Regions from separate parts of the Homo sapiens genome. Here region 2 is linked to region 1. The links are chromatin contacts, found by Hi-C or POLR2A ChIA-PET in ENCODE. All regions are on one chromosome and are shown on one strand. The core of a region is the stretch at or near the end of the contact, and the rest is flanking DNA. Distances in the headings are between cores, read along the strand shown. Region 1 has its middle 27 kb from the start of PALM2AKAP2-AS1. Region 2 overlaps PALM2AKAP2 (PALM2 and AKAP2 fusion).

What was found. A loop is a pair of places that touch in the nucleus more often than their neighbours do. ChIA-PET counts read pairs that join two places held with the same protein, here RNA polymerase II (POLR2A). Pooled maps may share reads with other maps.
Region 2: a loop to region 1 is called in a map of heart left ventricle, with 3 times the contacts of the local background. The contact joins two enhancer-like sites. A Hi-C loop is called at or near these places in 1 of 168 maps with a recorded cell type or tissue (heart left ventricle), 1 of 37 single-sample maps with no recorded cell type and 1 of 50 pooled maps. POLR2A ChIA-PET finds 5 or more read pairs at or near these places in 1 of 52 experiments (MCF 10A).

What each region holds. Positions count from the first base shown.
Region 1 is chr9:109,742,028-109,749,320 of GRCh38, reverse strand. It overlaps a transcript of PALM2AKAP2 not described here. Among named protein-coding and RNA genes, the nearest start is that of PALM2AKAP2-AS1, 27 kb to the left of the region's middle. Within about 2 kb of position 3,545, at least 16 of the 41 ENCODE cell types and tissues checked have a DNase peak (open chromatin) inside an H3K27ac peak, as active enhancers do; they include heart left ventricle, where a contact is called at or near this core.
Region 2 is chr9:109,885,444-109,892,736 of GRCh38, reverse strand. The region is part of intron 3 of PALM2AKAP2 (PALM2 and AKAP2 fusion); the gene reads right to left. Among named protein-coding and RNA genes, the nearest start is that of PALM2AKAP2, 110 kb to the right of the region's middle. Within about 2 kb of position 4,741, at least 7 of the 41 ENCODE cell types and tissues checked have a DNase peak (open chromatin) inside an H3K27ac peak, as active enhancers do; they include heart left ventricle, where a contact is called at or near this core.

The DNA of each region.
Region 1 (7,293 bases), core at 2,296-4,795:
TGGTGGGGCGCGTGACTAATTTCAATAGTCTGTTGGAGTAGCCTGGGGAGGCCCTGCTAGATACTGTGAGAGACCTGGGTACTTCTGAAGGGCATCATGATCTGTCAAGTGGACTCCTTCTAGAAGGACTAACGGGCAGACCAAGGGACTAAAGACAGAAATACAAGAGCCGCTTCTATCGCCTCATGTTTAAGGCTGATGCCCCAGTTGTCTTAGAACCCCCTAAGGGAGAGCACATCTGATATGGGCTGAATTGTGTCCTCCCAAAATTCATCTGTTGATGTCCTTATCCCCAGTATCTCAGAATGTGACTGTATTTGGAGATAAGGTCTTTAAAGAGGCAATTAAGTCACAATGAGATCATCAGAGTGGGCCTTAATCCAATATGGCTGGAGTCTTTATAAGAATAGGAAATTAAGACATAACCTTGCACAGAGGGAGGACCAGGTGAAGACACAGGGAGAAGATGGCCATCCATAAGCCAAAGAGAGAGGCCTCAGAAGAAACTAATCCTGCCAACACTTTGATTTTGGCCTTCCAGACTCCAGAATTGTGAGCAAAAAAGTTTCTGTTGTTTAAGCCACCCAGTCTCTGGTACTTTGTTATGGCAGCCTAGCAAGCCAATATAACACCCTCTACCCCAAAATCAAAGTGTAATTCCCAGTTTCCAGAGCAAAATTGTGTAACTGTCAGCATCATGACAGATAGGACACATGACAGTACATGCAATCTGCCATTTAACTTAGGAAGCATCATGATTCTATTTCCAATACAATGATGTTAGCATCACACATTATTTGATCAAAGTAGAATAAAAGCAAAGGTAAACTGGGATCGCCATCTTTTAGACTCCTGACCCATGTTATCTCACTCCTCTTCTGTACAAGAGCTGCTCCTATCGCCTCATGTTTAAGGCCGATGCCCCAGCTGTCTTGGGAACCCCTGTAGTGCGTCATTCCCTGCAAACCCTAGTGTCCTTTTGGGAATGAGAAACTGGGCTGTTCATGTACCCTCAACTGCAGAAGGGCAGCCCAATTCACCAAGTCCAGATGGAAAGAGTATAGGGGGTATTTGCATTTGCCATGGATCATATTCTCTCTCCCTCCTTTGCATGCTTGGTCACTCTGCTACAGTTAAAAAAAGAAAAAAAAGAAAACACAACTCTACTTCATTCCAAGTGGTTAATCAACTAAGTATCCTAGAATAAACCAAACATACATATAAGAAGGTGGCCACCAGCTTCCAAGAGCATAAAAATCAGTTTCAACTGGTAAATATTGTGTTGAAACTGTCAACAGAATAACTTTTGATAGAGTCATTTGTAATCTTTAAAATTATGGACATATAGCCAGCTGGGCTCAGTGGCTCATGCCTGTAATCCCAGCACTTTGGGAGGCTGAGGCAGGCAGATCGCTTCAGCTCAGGAGTTCAAGACCAGCCTGGGCAACATGCCAAAACCCTGTCTCTACCAAAAATACAAAAAATTAGCCAGGCCTGGTGGTGAGCACCTGTATTCCCAGCTACTTGGGAGGCTGAGGTGGGAGAATCCATTGAGTCTGGGATGTGGAGGTTGCAGTGAGCCGAGATCATGCCACTGTACTCCAACCTGGGTGACAGAGTGAGACTCTGTCTCAAAAAAAAAAGAAAAAAATTATGGAGTTACAGTATTTTAGAAATGAGAAGAACTTTACTTCATGATTCAATATTTCTTGGCCTCTAACTCATATATGCATCAGTTCATGAAATCATATTTGATTATGCCTTCTACTCAGAAATGCTGTTTTGTAATCTCCAAGTGACTGGCAAGAAGAACTATTTGGTTCTTTGGTTCTTCTTATGAGTATATATAATTTTATATCAAATTCTGCATGAATGCCAAGACAGGAACCCCAAGAACGTCAAGGCAAATTTGCTAACCATTACTAGAAATTGAATAGAATATATTTTAACAAACATTTCTAGAGTAAAACATCTGTTTAAGAAGGCATTTATAATTTTAAAAAACCTCAATACCAGTGACTTTTTAACTGAAAATCAGCGTGGTGGCCTGGGGGCTAGCCTGACATAAACCACTTGAAAGACAAGGGCAAAGAGAAATGAGCCTAGTGAATCCATCTGCTGGTGGCCTTTTTGGGCACCTGTAAAAACAAAGCTAGGCTATTACAGATATTATACACAATATAAAACCATAGAAATATTGGCTTTTATTATTAGCAATATTTATTACAGTATATTCACATCAGCATTCATGGCCCTCCACAATATGGCAGTAGCTTGTGTTTATGGTGTAATTTTCCTCCAACCCTCTTACCCATACTCCAATCCAACTGGACATGTCCCTGTTCTCTACTCCATGCCTTTCTCATGTTCTTGCTGACATCTCTGCCACACGCACTGCCCTCTTCCACCTGTGCCTGTTAAAATCTTCATAGAGCAAGACTGCCTGTATTTGAACTCTAGGCTGCTGCCAACTAGAAGCCACATCTAGCCACACCTAGCTGTGTGACTTTGGGCAAGTTTCTTAGTCTCCCTGTGCCTTAGTTTCCTCATCTGCAAAATGAAGATAAAATAGGACTATCTCATAGGGTTGTGGTGATGATTCACTGAGACAGTAGATCTAAAGCATTTACAGCAGTGCCTGAACCAGATCCACACCAACCTCCCTTCCACCTCCTGGGGATATCATTGGTGTCTCTCTACTGGGCTAGCACACTAGACTCTGAGTGTGAGGACACTTCTTTATGGTTCTAATAATTATTGATCAATAATAATAATAAATATATTTATTTCTGTTAGCTCTGACCCTAAGATTGAATCAAATTAAATAATAAAATATGAATGTGTATGATCAAACACCTACTTTGTAGCTTGCATTTTGCACCATTTCTTCCATTTATTTGGGGACCTATTGTGCCCTGTGCTTGTTAACTAACTTACCAGGATTAATGGGAAAGACATTCCCCCATGCTTTCTAAAATGGAGTTATCTGGCTAGCTTTTCTAAGTGACTCCTATTCCTCCAAACCTGTTGGCATTCCCAAATTCATTATCAGAGAGCAAGCCTAAACAGCAAAAGTTCAAGTCAGATAGGACATCCTGGGACCAAGAGCACAGTGGATTTTTGGCTGTCATCTGTTCCCTGCTGGCTGTCACTCTAAGTGGTTGTCATTCTCTTGTGCAGAAGGAAAAATTCCATATAAGGCAAGGCCCGAGCAAGTCGTTAAGCAGTCTGAAGTGTTCCTCCCGGGCTGTGAACCCTCCTGGGAGAGAGCAGCACACCCCTGGCAAAGATTACAGCACACTTCACGGCAAACCTGCAGAGTAACAAAGCACATATTGTTACCTCTGAATGCCAAGCTCTGCAGGCTAGTAAAAATACATATTATACCTTTTTAATGGGATGAAGGGAGTTGGCTTCTTTGCAACGTTTTGGATGGAGTCATAACATAAATAAACTGTATTCTGGGGTCTGAATTTATGAAGCCCAGAGCCAAGCTGCATGGTTACAACTAGGGCAACCCAGACCATTGCGTAAATCAAGTACAGAAGCCAGGGAGTTCTGGCAGCCACACCACTGCGTGCTCATGTGAGGAAAGACTCCACTGAAACACTTCCCAGACGTCGTTATTGTCTGCCACCTTTTTCTAAATGTGTTTACTATTCATAGTGTTGATGACTTCTGCCTATTTTTATTATTGCTGTAAATGTGGCCACTGAATAACATTTTGAATAACCTAAAACAGGACACGACAAGACAGGAAAGGGTGTGTGTGTATATTCTGGCTGGTAAATTCATGCCTATTCCTACACACACACACACACACACACACACACTGACAGCCACTAGAGTCGACTTAAGAGATCAGAGAAGAAAAGAAGTGAGGCAGCATTCACTCCAACCTAGAAGCCAAGCCTCAGAAGAAATGAGAGCCTGGAACTATGAGCCTTATTTTTATTTTTTTTTATTTTTGAGACAGAGTCTCACTTTGATGCCCAGGCTGGAGTGCAGTGGCACGACCTCAGCTGACTACAACCTCTGCCTCCTAGGTTCAAGCAATTCTCCTGCCTCAGCCTCCTGAGTAGCTAGGATGACAGACTTGTGCCACCATGCCCGGCTACGAGCCTTATTTTTAAGTGGAGTCCATACCTATCGCTGGTCATGGCAGTGGTCTAAATGATCTGGACCTGATGCCCTGCCATTCTATGAAATCGCTGGGCTCTGAAAATGAGCAAAAAGGAAGGCTGTGTTCACTGTTGAGGTTGATTTAAATGCTGAATAAATGCTGAAAAGTTGCTTGGTGCCTGGGCTGAGAAGAAGGAGCTCTGGAAGCCAAAAATTATTGGGACTGAGGGCATGCATGGACTTAGAGGGAGCTCATGGAGAAGATGCCTTAGTCCTAGAGTCTTCCGGAAGAGAGGAGAGAGCAAGAAGTGTGCCAAAATCTGCTGGGAGGTTGGAGGGTCCTAGTGTTCAAAATCTTAATGCTGGATTTGACAGACATCATTGTGATCAGGAGGTTTCTGCTCCACATGAAGTCAAAAACAGGTAGTGTTGCCAGAGGCTGTGAGGTCCTGATGTTACTATGAGAACATCTGGGGTGCTTAGAACATTCCTGGAATCCCAGTTAATGCACTGGAGCAAATTATATTAAGGGGCAATAAAGCCTTGTTTGGGAGGACTTGCAATTGTTCTTTGCTTGTTCTATCTCAAATGAGATGTTAAAATAGTCAATTGCTGTCTTAGACCCTCTAGTCCTCCAAACATTTATGAAATCATAAAATAGTCACGTCTAGCAGGGATCTAGTGACTCTCTGGAAACTTTCCCATTTAAAGATGAAGAAAATTAGGCTCCGAAAATTGCCCACGCCATGCAGCTAGATGATATCAGCTGAGATCTGCAAGATATTTTTCTTTCTCTTTGTCATAAAAAAATTGTTATTCATTTTGCCTGGAGTATGACAACCATATTCTTTGTTTTAGTACAGAAAATTGTTTCTTCAAAGTCTTTATAATTATTTCTGTTTCAGTTATTCTTACTAACTCAAAATACCTATAATTTTGAGGTTGGAACTCCATTCTCTGCCCTCCACATCTAACAATATCTCTCCTATCACATGGATAGCTTTTTCCCTTTTCTCTGCATTCTGAGAGAGATTTCCAGTTTATCCTCTCCAATCATTATTCAGTTCTTCTCTGGTTTAGTTCAGTTATTTGTTGACTCTAATACGAATTTTAATTCTGCTCTTGAGTTGTTAACTTTCAGTCAGATTTTATCCATTTCACATTTTCATTTTCACCTCACTCCCACTCCCATGCCTATGACCTTGTGGTTTTCCATTTCTGTTTTCTTAAAGGCCAAATAGAACATAGATAAATGAGAACATCCACATACTCAATAAGAAAAAAAGAGCAAATTTTGTCATTTGCTGGAATTCATTCTTTATTCATTCACTGAGTTCCTATGACATTCCAAGCAGTGTGCTGGGCTCTGATGTTAGGAATGTAAATAAAAGAAAGACATGTCTCCTGTTATCAAAGTGTGCAGGCAGATGTATGTATATGCCTATGTGTATTAAGACGTTGCACACAAACAACCATAATGCAAGGTAGAAAGTGTTGCCTGCCTAAGGAAGGCTTACATTTCAAAAGATATTTTGAAAATTTTTGAAACTTTCTCCTGGTTCCTGAAATAGACATCCTGGGGTCTTCAACAATTTTTTCACTGATTCCAAGTAGTCTTTCCTATAACTTACTTCTTCAATATAAATATTTAAATAAGGTGAGCTTTCTTGAGACTTTGAGGCAGCAGTCATACATGGTATGGGGTTGGCTTCATCAATGCCGGCCCTCCATTTGTATGATGATCTCACACCTGCAGCTGCAGAACAGGTGTTTGCGCAGCTTCTAACCTAACTCTAAATTCTAATGCAGCTCTGCACGGGTGGGGTATTGCTCCTAACCGTCATTGTCTGATTCTTTGAGACGCTGACTCAACACCCTGTGCATGAAAAGCTACAATCCCAGCATGTAGAATACTTCTGCCATAAATCTTACTTCTTGGATCCACCTAAGTGCTGGAACTACACTTCCCAGGATGCAGTTAAGCTTTACACATGCTTCAAGGGAGGGAAAAAGATCCCTCCCTTTTTTTATCCTACTGGATTTGGGGAGTTGTGGAGGTTGGGTGAATAGAGAAAGAAGGAAGGGTGAATGGGAAGCAGCTTTTTGCCTGCCTTAAAAGGAATCAGCTCCTTGAAAAATGGGAGGGGGACTCAGCTTTCTGGCTGGAATAGACCAAGGGGCTCTGTAAATGGAAAACTCCAGGGGAGGCATAAAAGCCTTTCTCCACTCCTTCTATCTCTGCTTCCCTCAGGGAGGTGGCTCCTGGGTCTTGGCAACAGGCTGTCTGACAAGCATGCTTTTTGTGGCTGTGGTGAGATTTTTTTCTTGTTTCTGAGCCTTTCTGGAAATTTTCAAGGGAAGTTGAGAGTGCTGCAACACGGCTGCTTTCCAGATGCCATTTCTGTGTTGTCCACATATGCTTTTTAATCTTCTCTACCCCAAATATGGCATGTAGAAGTGAAAACAAAAATAGCAGCTAAGTTAACCATGTAAGGGGCCAGCATAGGTTTATGTGGTATATATAAGAAATATATAATCCTGCATGTACATTATCAATGACCCATAAATCTGAGACTAACAACCTCAAGTGGAAATGGTCATAGTATGTGTGGGAGCCATATAGAACACAGACAAATGAGTACATTTGACAAAGAGAACATCACATGTACTCATTATTTGATCAAAGTAGGATAAAAGCAAAGGTAAACTGGGATTGCCATCTTTTAGACTCCTGACCCATTTTATCTCACTTCTCTTTTGTACAAGAGCTGCTCATACATAAGGCTCATAGTTCCAGGCTCTCACTTCTTCTGAGGCTTGGCTTTTAGGTTGTAGTAAATGCTGCCTCACTTCTTTTCTTCTCTGATCTCTTCAGTCGACTCAAGTGGCTGTGAGAGTGTGTGTGTGTGTGTGTGTGTGTGTGTGTGTGTGTGTGTGTGTGTGTGTGAATACATCACATGTACTCATTTGTACATGTGAGTACATACATGTGAGTACATCACAGACAAATGAGTACATCCACAGGCTACACAGGAAAATAAAAAGTTATGTCATTTGCTGGAATTCATTCATTCATTCTTTCATTGATTATGGTTTGCCAAGCACTGCTCTAGGTACTGAAGTTGAGGATAAAAATAAAAGCAAGATGTAGTTCCTGTTCTCAAAGTGTGT
Region 2 (7,293 bases), core at 3,492-5,991, 140 kb before region 1:
CCTCAAATTATACAGGCAGCAAGCAGAGATTCTGAACTTGAACCCAGCAAGTATTACGCGGATGTTCATGCCCCTAACCACTGCCTTATACCATCTCTGGATATAAATGATGGTTTCTGAACCTCATGGCAAGCTTATGGATAAACTAAGGCTGAAACATATAAATTAAATTGAAAACTATTTATTGAGCAACCTCCTAGGTGTAAAACAGTAATCTAGGCACTCAGATATAGTACACTGAATGATGGCCCTAGAAAGATATGTCCACACCCTAACCCCCAGAACCTATGAATATGACCTTATGTGGATAAAAGGGTCTGTGTAGATGTAATTAATTTAAGGATCTTGAGAAGAGATTATCCTGAATTATTTAGGAGGGCCCTAAATCCAATGATAGGGGTCTTTATGAGAGACAAAGGAGAAGACACAGAGACAAGAGGAGAAGCCCATGTGAAGACAAAGGCAGAGATTAGAGCGACACAGCCACAAGCCAAGGAATGTCTGGACCCACTAAGCTGAGAGAGGCAAGGAAGGATTTGCCTCTAGATGCTCTGGGGAAAGCACAGCCCTGCCAGTATCTTGATTTTGGACTTCTGGCCTCTGGAGCTGTTTTAAGCCACGAACGTGTAGAAATTTGTTACATCAGTCTCAGGAAATGAACACAGTAGGTAACCAAGACAGTCCTTACTCTGGTGGAGTTTACATCTGAGAGATGTAATCTTAAGGAGTTATATCTTAGGGATGAACAGAATGTAAATGTAACATATAATGAAAAATGATAAGGAAACATTTACCTAACAACTCAAACCACATTGTCTTCACCCTCCATCCAGGGAGTTTTACCTGGACTGAGTAGTAATGACCACTCCCTTTCATATGCACCCATAGACCCTTTCATAACATCCATCATGGGAGCTACTCCACCATTTAAAAATTGATGGGTGATGGCCAGGCACGGGGATTCACACCTGTAATCCCAGCACTTTGGGAGGCCAAGGTGAGCAGATCGCTTGAGGTCAGGAGTTCAAAGCCAGCCTGGCTAACATGGTGGAACCCCATCATTACGAAAAATACAAACATCAGCCTGGCATGGTGGCGGGTGCCTGTAATCCCAATTATTCAGGAGGCTGAGACAGGAGAGAATCGCTTGAATCCAGGAGATGGGAGGTTGCAGTGAGCTGAGATTCTGCCAATGCACTCCAGCCTGGCTACAGAGTGAGTGAGACTCTGTCTCACACACACACACACACAAAATGATGAGTGACATGTCAGTGTTCCCCTGCGACCTGTAAAAGTCTTCATCTCCATCTCCTCAGACCTTACCTGACATTACTTAATAATGGGGGAAAATGGCATAACCTTAATGACCAACAAGAAGGAGGCACGTGGAGACCAAGAAGCCAGCAGGGCCATGGTGCATGCTTGTACAGAATGTTGTTGCCCAAGATGCTAGCCAAGGGAACAAAGGGAGGTGAAGTCCAGCCAGTGGCTTTCTAAGTGCTGCCTACCCTGTGGAACTGCATTTTCTAATTGCACAAAGGAGCCATGTGGCCCAGCAATGGCCCTGAATGCTACCGGTCTTTAAAGATGCCTGATCCTTCCAGCTAGAATCTGGTCAAGCTGGCAGCCCCATGCTGTACAGCATGGTAATGCTTAAAAGCCTTCCTCCAGGCACCCTGGCCAGGGGGACATTCTTTGCTGGCTGAATGTCCCTGTAATTTCACAGGTACTCTCTGTGCACTGGGCGGTATTCAGATATTATTTAATTTTTTCCTTTGCCTTTCTGCATAGGAGGAACAAACACAAGACTCTAGGATCCCTGGAGTGGTTTATTCCATTAGAGATTCTGTTTCAAAGGAGATAAAAAGGCTTGGCAGAGATGTGGGAGATGCTTCTGCAGGAAGCACACTGGTATCTCCTCACTCTGCGTGTGGCCTCAGGTGAATCACATTTAGGCCTCCATTCTCTGATTCTTCACTTTGCAAGTTTAACTGAATATGTACTCCAAGTATGCTAAAAAGAGTTTCCCAAAACAAGGACAGGAACCAGGATGCAGGCAGACCTCTCCTGATGAAACTACCCAAACCTAAGTCATCTCTTAGTGTGTAACCCTTTCCTCTCACCTGGTCTGAATTTCCCACTGTTAAGGTTTATACCTTTGGATGAGAGATCCAAAAAAATTCTTGATGTCGGAAGTTGCTTTTAGGATAGTAGAAGGAAGATGAGTGTTTTTTCTACCATCCTTGCATGCATTGGCTAAGGAGCCAAAATCCCATAATCAGAGACAGTTTGTATATTTTATCACCCGTTCGCTGTCCTGGAGGGCTCCACGCCTAGACCTGAGGGAAAGAGAAGCTAGGAAGGCTGGAGGAAGCGGGCCTTGATGAGTATCAAGCAGCCTCGGGTCCCACAGTACTCTTCCCTGTGGCCTACACAGTGAAAAGGGGAAACACGAAGTGGGGATTGTGCTCAAGAGATCATCTTGGCTCCGGGCCCTTGTGATGGATGTACCAAATAAGACCTCCATGCTGGAGAATCGCTGGAAAGGACTGAGACACCATCTTGTCTGCTGCCTTCAAAATGCATAATTCATGAAAACTGTGGAAGAGTATGTCAACAGGAAGCTTGCTGTTTTCATTTCATCAAGAATGTAGAACGGTTGGAAATGACCACGTTACAAGCCAGAGGGGCTATGCAAGGTGACCTAAAATTGGAAAAAGACTATTATCAAAGCTTTTTGTAGAGAGAAAACTTGGGGTGTGGCAATCATAGGCCAAAAAGCCTGGAACTGGCTACCAAAAAAGTTGACTTTGCAGAATTCCTTCCATTGCAGCAATTGTTCTGAGGGCTGGGAAATGCATGTATTTCCCAAATATGGCTCTTACATGGCCTCAGTGTATGGAAGAAATTCAACTACTATTTTCATAGTTCTGGGCACTATAAACCCAATTTGCCAGACCAATAATGAGATGATTATAATGGATCCTACAAAACCTGAGCGAGGCACGATGACTCTGGTACATCTGGCAGGCCTCCTGCTATTGTTGCTAAGTAACACACATGAAATGTTGAAATGCTGCACTGCAATTTCAGAGTGTTTCCTCCCTTACCTGTGCCAGCTTGCAAAGCTGACCACAAACCCTAAGCATCTAGATTTTTTCAGTCAGTGAAGAGGGCTTTTTCTGTGTGGTCCTTGGAGGATAGGGCAGGGACCAGAGAGAGGGTAGGAGCTGCAGGGAACAAAACTTTCATCCCAAAGGAGGATCCTCTGTAATAATTAGAGTTGTTCCAGTATATACTTGGGTTTTATTTTGCAAGTAAATGAGTTTCCTGTCACTTTCAGGCTTTGGGGAGAGACTGTTTTTTCACTCCCACTCATTACGTTCATTGCAAATTCAAGAATCAGATAGGAGTTGATCCGCATAACATGTCAGTTATGCATACTCTAAGATTCCATGGTTTTATGAACTGTCATAAAATTATTGCCTTTGCAAAAGCAGCACAATACTGAATGCAAAAACCAAAAAAGCAACTATTTCTTTTTAACTCTGAACAGACTTTCATGGCTCAGTGCATAAGAGAAGCCTTTTATTTTCAAGTAACTGAAACACTTTGTCATTTTGCACTGAGAATCACTAATGTTATCTTCATAAATCTTTTTAGGGTTCTGTATTCTGGAACTACTCGGTGGTGAGATTCTCATCTTAGTATCAATACACATAATGCCAGGCTTTTGAGCAGTAGTTCTCAACTTGGAGAGATTTTGTCCCCCAAGGCAACATTCAGCAATGTCTGGAGACATGTTTTATTATCATGACTGGGAAAGGGCAATGGTGCCCCTGGAAGCCACTAGGTAGAGGCCAGGGATGCTACTAAACATCTTGCAATACTCAAGACAGCCACTCACAACAAATAACTATCCAGCCCTAAATGTCAATAGCACAGCTGTTAAGAAACTCTGCTGTAGGGGGATGGAAGAAACAACAATAAGAACAGCACTATTCTTTTTTTTTTTTTTTTTTTTTGGAGGCAAAATTTTGCTCTTGATGCCCAGGCTGGAGTGCAATGGTGCGATCTCGGCTCACTGCAACCTCCGCCTCCTGGGTTCAAGTGATTTTCCTGCCTCAGCCTCCTGAGTAGCTGGGATTACAAGCGCCTGCAACCACGCCTGGCTAATTTTTTGTATTTTTAGTAGAGAAGAGGTTTCACCATGTTGGCCAGGCTGGTCTCGGACTCCTGACCTCAGGTGATCCATCTGTCTCAGCCTCCCAAAGTGCTGGGATTACAGGCATGAGCCACAGTGCCCAGCCAACAGCACTATTCTTACTGACAACCTGCTGTTCTTGGCACTTCACAAACACACCTGACCTCTACACATTACAACAGCACTGCAAGGTGGGTATAGTTTTCCCCAATGTACAGGCGAGGACACTTAAGTCCAGAGAGTTTACATGGCTTGTCCAAGATCAAACAACTTGTAAATACAGAACTAGGACTCCAGCCAAGTTTGGTCAAGCTCTGAGGTCCGGCTTTCTAGTGAGTTTGCTATGCTGGAGCCCTTTTCAGAAGCACACACTGTTTCCCGCAGAGGTTTAGACTGTACACAGGCTAGAAAGTGCAATCAGGAACAAAGGGCTTCCAAAAGAGACAGAAAGGAGCCAAGCCCAAAATGAAACCTGCACTTCATGAAAGAACCTGAAGGGGGCAGTCTCACCATCATGATGACCACCCACAATAGGCTGAAGACCGGCACCTCCAGAGTCATGGTGCGTCTGATGCACCGCCTTCTGAAGAAGCATGTGTGGAGGTTGAGGAGGGAGAATCACATTACCTGTCCCTCCTCCTACATCACGAGGTGCACGTTAGTGTAATTTCACTCAATATCAGAGGTCTCAAAAAAATTTAGCTTAAAATAACAACTTCTGTTGGGATTTTTGAGAACATGCTTTAGAATTAGGCAGAGTTGAGTTCAAATACTTGCTCTTTCACTTTTTTAAAATTATTTTTCATTCATCTTGTATGTCCTTCCATTGAATTTTTTTAGGGGGGGGCAGCAAGTTACTTCACCTCCTGTGCTTCTCTTCTCTCTTCATCATCATCATCATCATCACTACCTCATGGGAGTATTACAAGGCTTAAATTAGAAAATTAATGAATTAAATGGAGGCAGAAAAGCTAGGCCGCTACCCAGAAGGGAGTGACAAAACAGGAAATATTACACAATATAGAGACACTACTATATAGTTTACTGTATACATAGCATATATAGTTTTATTTTGGAAGGAAACAAAAGAATGGAAACAATAATTGGGCTGCAAATGTGGCTGAACGTGGGGTGGGGACCCCGGCTGGAAGTGCACAGATGTGGAATGCCACTGTGGAGTGTTCCCCTCCCTGCTCAAAAGAACAGTGAATCATGGAGTTAAAAATAGCAAATGTGAAGAACACAATGAATCTCAAGCAAGTGTCCTTTGTGATTTCAATGAATGTTTCAGTGGTTGCCTTTTCTAGAACAGTTGTAAGTAACTGTCATCTTCTTGGTTGCCAAACCCCACAACATAACATACAGATGCTTAATAAGATACATATGCTTATGCCTAATGTCTCTACGCCTTTGGCTTTGAGCCTCCTAACAATATGGAAAATTAAGTGAATTCTGGTATTTACCAGAGACCCACACAGGTACTCAGAGAATCACAGGTCCAATGTGGAAATGAAAAGTACACTTCTATCCTGATTTTTTAAAAGCTGCTTGGCTCTCTCTAGGTTAGCAGTTGAGACTTCAATATTTTATTCAATGAATATTTGATGTGACATATTTTAGAACAGACAGCTGTTCTGATGAATTAGTCATCTCTGTGATGAATCAGTTACTTATACCTAGCCTTTAGTTTTTTGAGAACTCAACCTCTTTCCTCCACTCTGACCCGTTTCCAAAACCACTTCCTTCTATAACAGTAACATTTCTCGGAACAGGTACACTGTTGAGAAAAGAGATCTCTAACCAACTCCTCAAATTAGAGAAACTCAGAATACCAGAGCTGGAAGATCCCGAGAGATGGCTCACTGAAGATATGAGGAAACTGAGACTGAAGAGAGCAAAAGACTTGCCCAAGGTCACACAGCAAATGATCAGCAGAGCTAGAATTAACATCCTGGCTTTGTGACAGCTCATCCCATTTTCATTTAATACTCCATGAAGTTTCTCATCTTCACTGGGGTTGGTCTGCCCCCAACTGATAAGGTTGGGAGATAAATTTTCCCCATATTTCTCACTAATCAAAGGAAGTTAAAAACCCTGTATTTCAAACACTTTAGTAAAACCCAGTGAAATGAAAGAGAATCTTAAGTGGGAAAGTGACAAGGTAAACAACAAGACTTGATGCTTGGGGCAGACATGAAGTAAACAGGGCTAGTGTGGCTCGAACTACCTACAATCTCCGAAAGTATCAACCCGAGGTCCACATGTGGCCTCCAGGGACCCACCACACACAATAATGGCACGGACAATGGCTGGCAATGGGCCCAAGCCAGAAACAATCTCTTGGGCTTTCTCAATACGTCACTCCAAAAAGAAGCAAAGCATACAGAAGATGTGGACATTCAAAAAATTCAAAAAAGGAAACGTCTACAGATTTTGCTTTCAACAATTCCAATCTTATTTAGCCTATTTTAATTCTGGTTTCCAGGGAGCCAAAAATATAATCCTGACATTACCCAGGGAAAAGCTGTGCAAAAGAATGACAATCTATTTCTCCACTGTGGCAGCCGGGTTTTCCTCTTCCTTTGCAGCTGCTTTGGTGTCACCCCTTCAAGACCACATTACTTTGAATTTTAGCAAGAAATCTTGGAAGAATGGTAGAATTTTCTGGCCTTTGGTAAAGCACACAGTTTTCCTGACCTGGATCATCTTTAGCCTGGTAAACCAAGGCTGTTTCTAATCCACTTCAAATGAAAGCTTAGCTCTACTGTGGGGCCTATGGAGGAGAGACTTCAGCTCTAAGCCAGAGCTACTCTCACCTACAGGAATCCCCAAAGCAGGTTTCACATATCCTTGGGTCAAAGTAGGAAGGCTCAGAAACAGTCTGAATCAAGGGTTGGGTTGTCCTTTATCCTTGTGTGTGAAGCCAGTTTTCTTATAAACATGATTTACTTCCCACTCTCCTTGGGGGGTTTCTAGGTATTAAAATGGGATTTCATTTATGGTCTATCCTTTTTTCCATTTACTGCAATCATTCTTGAACCTGACCATACAACAGAATTATCTGGAACACCCTTTTAAAAAACAGATTA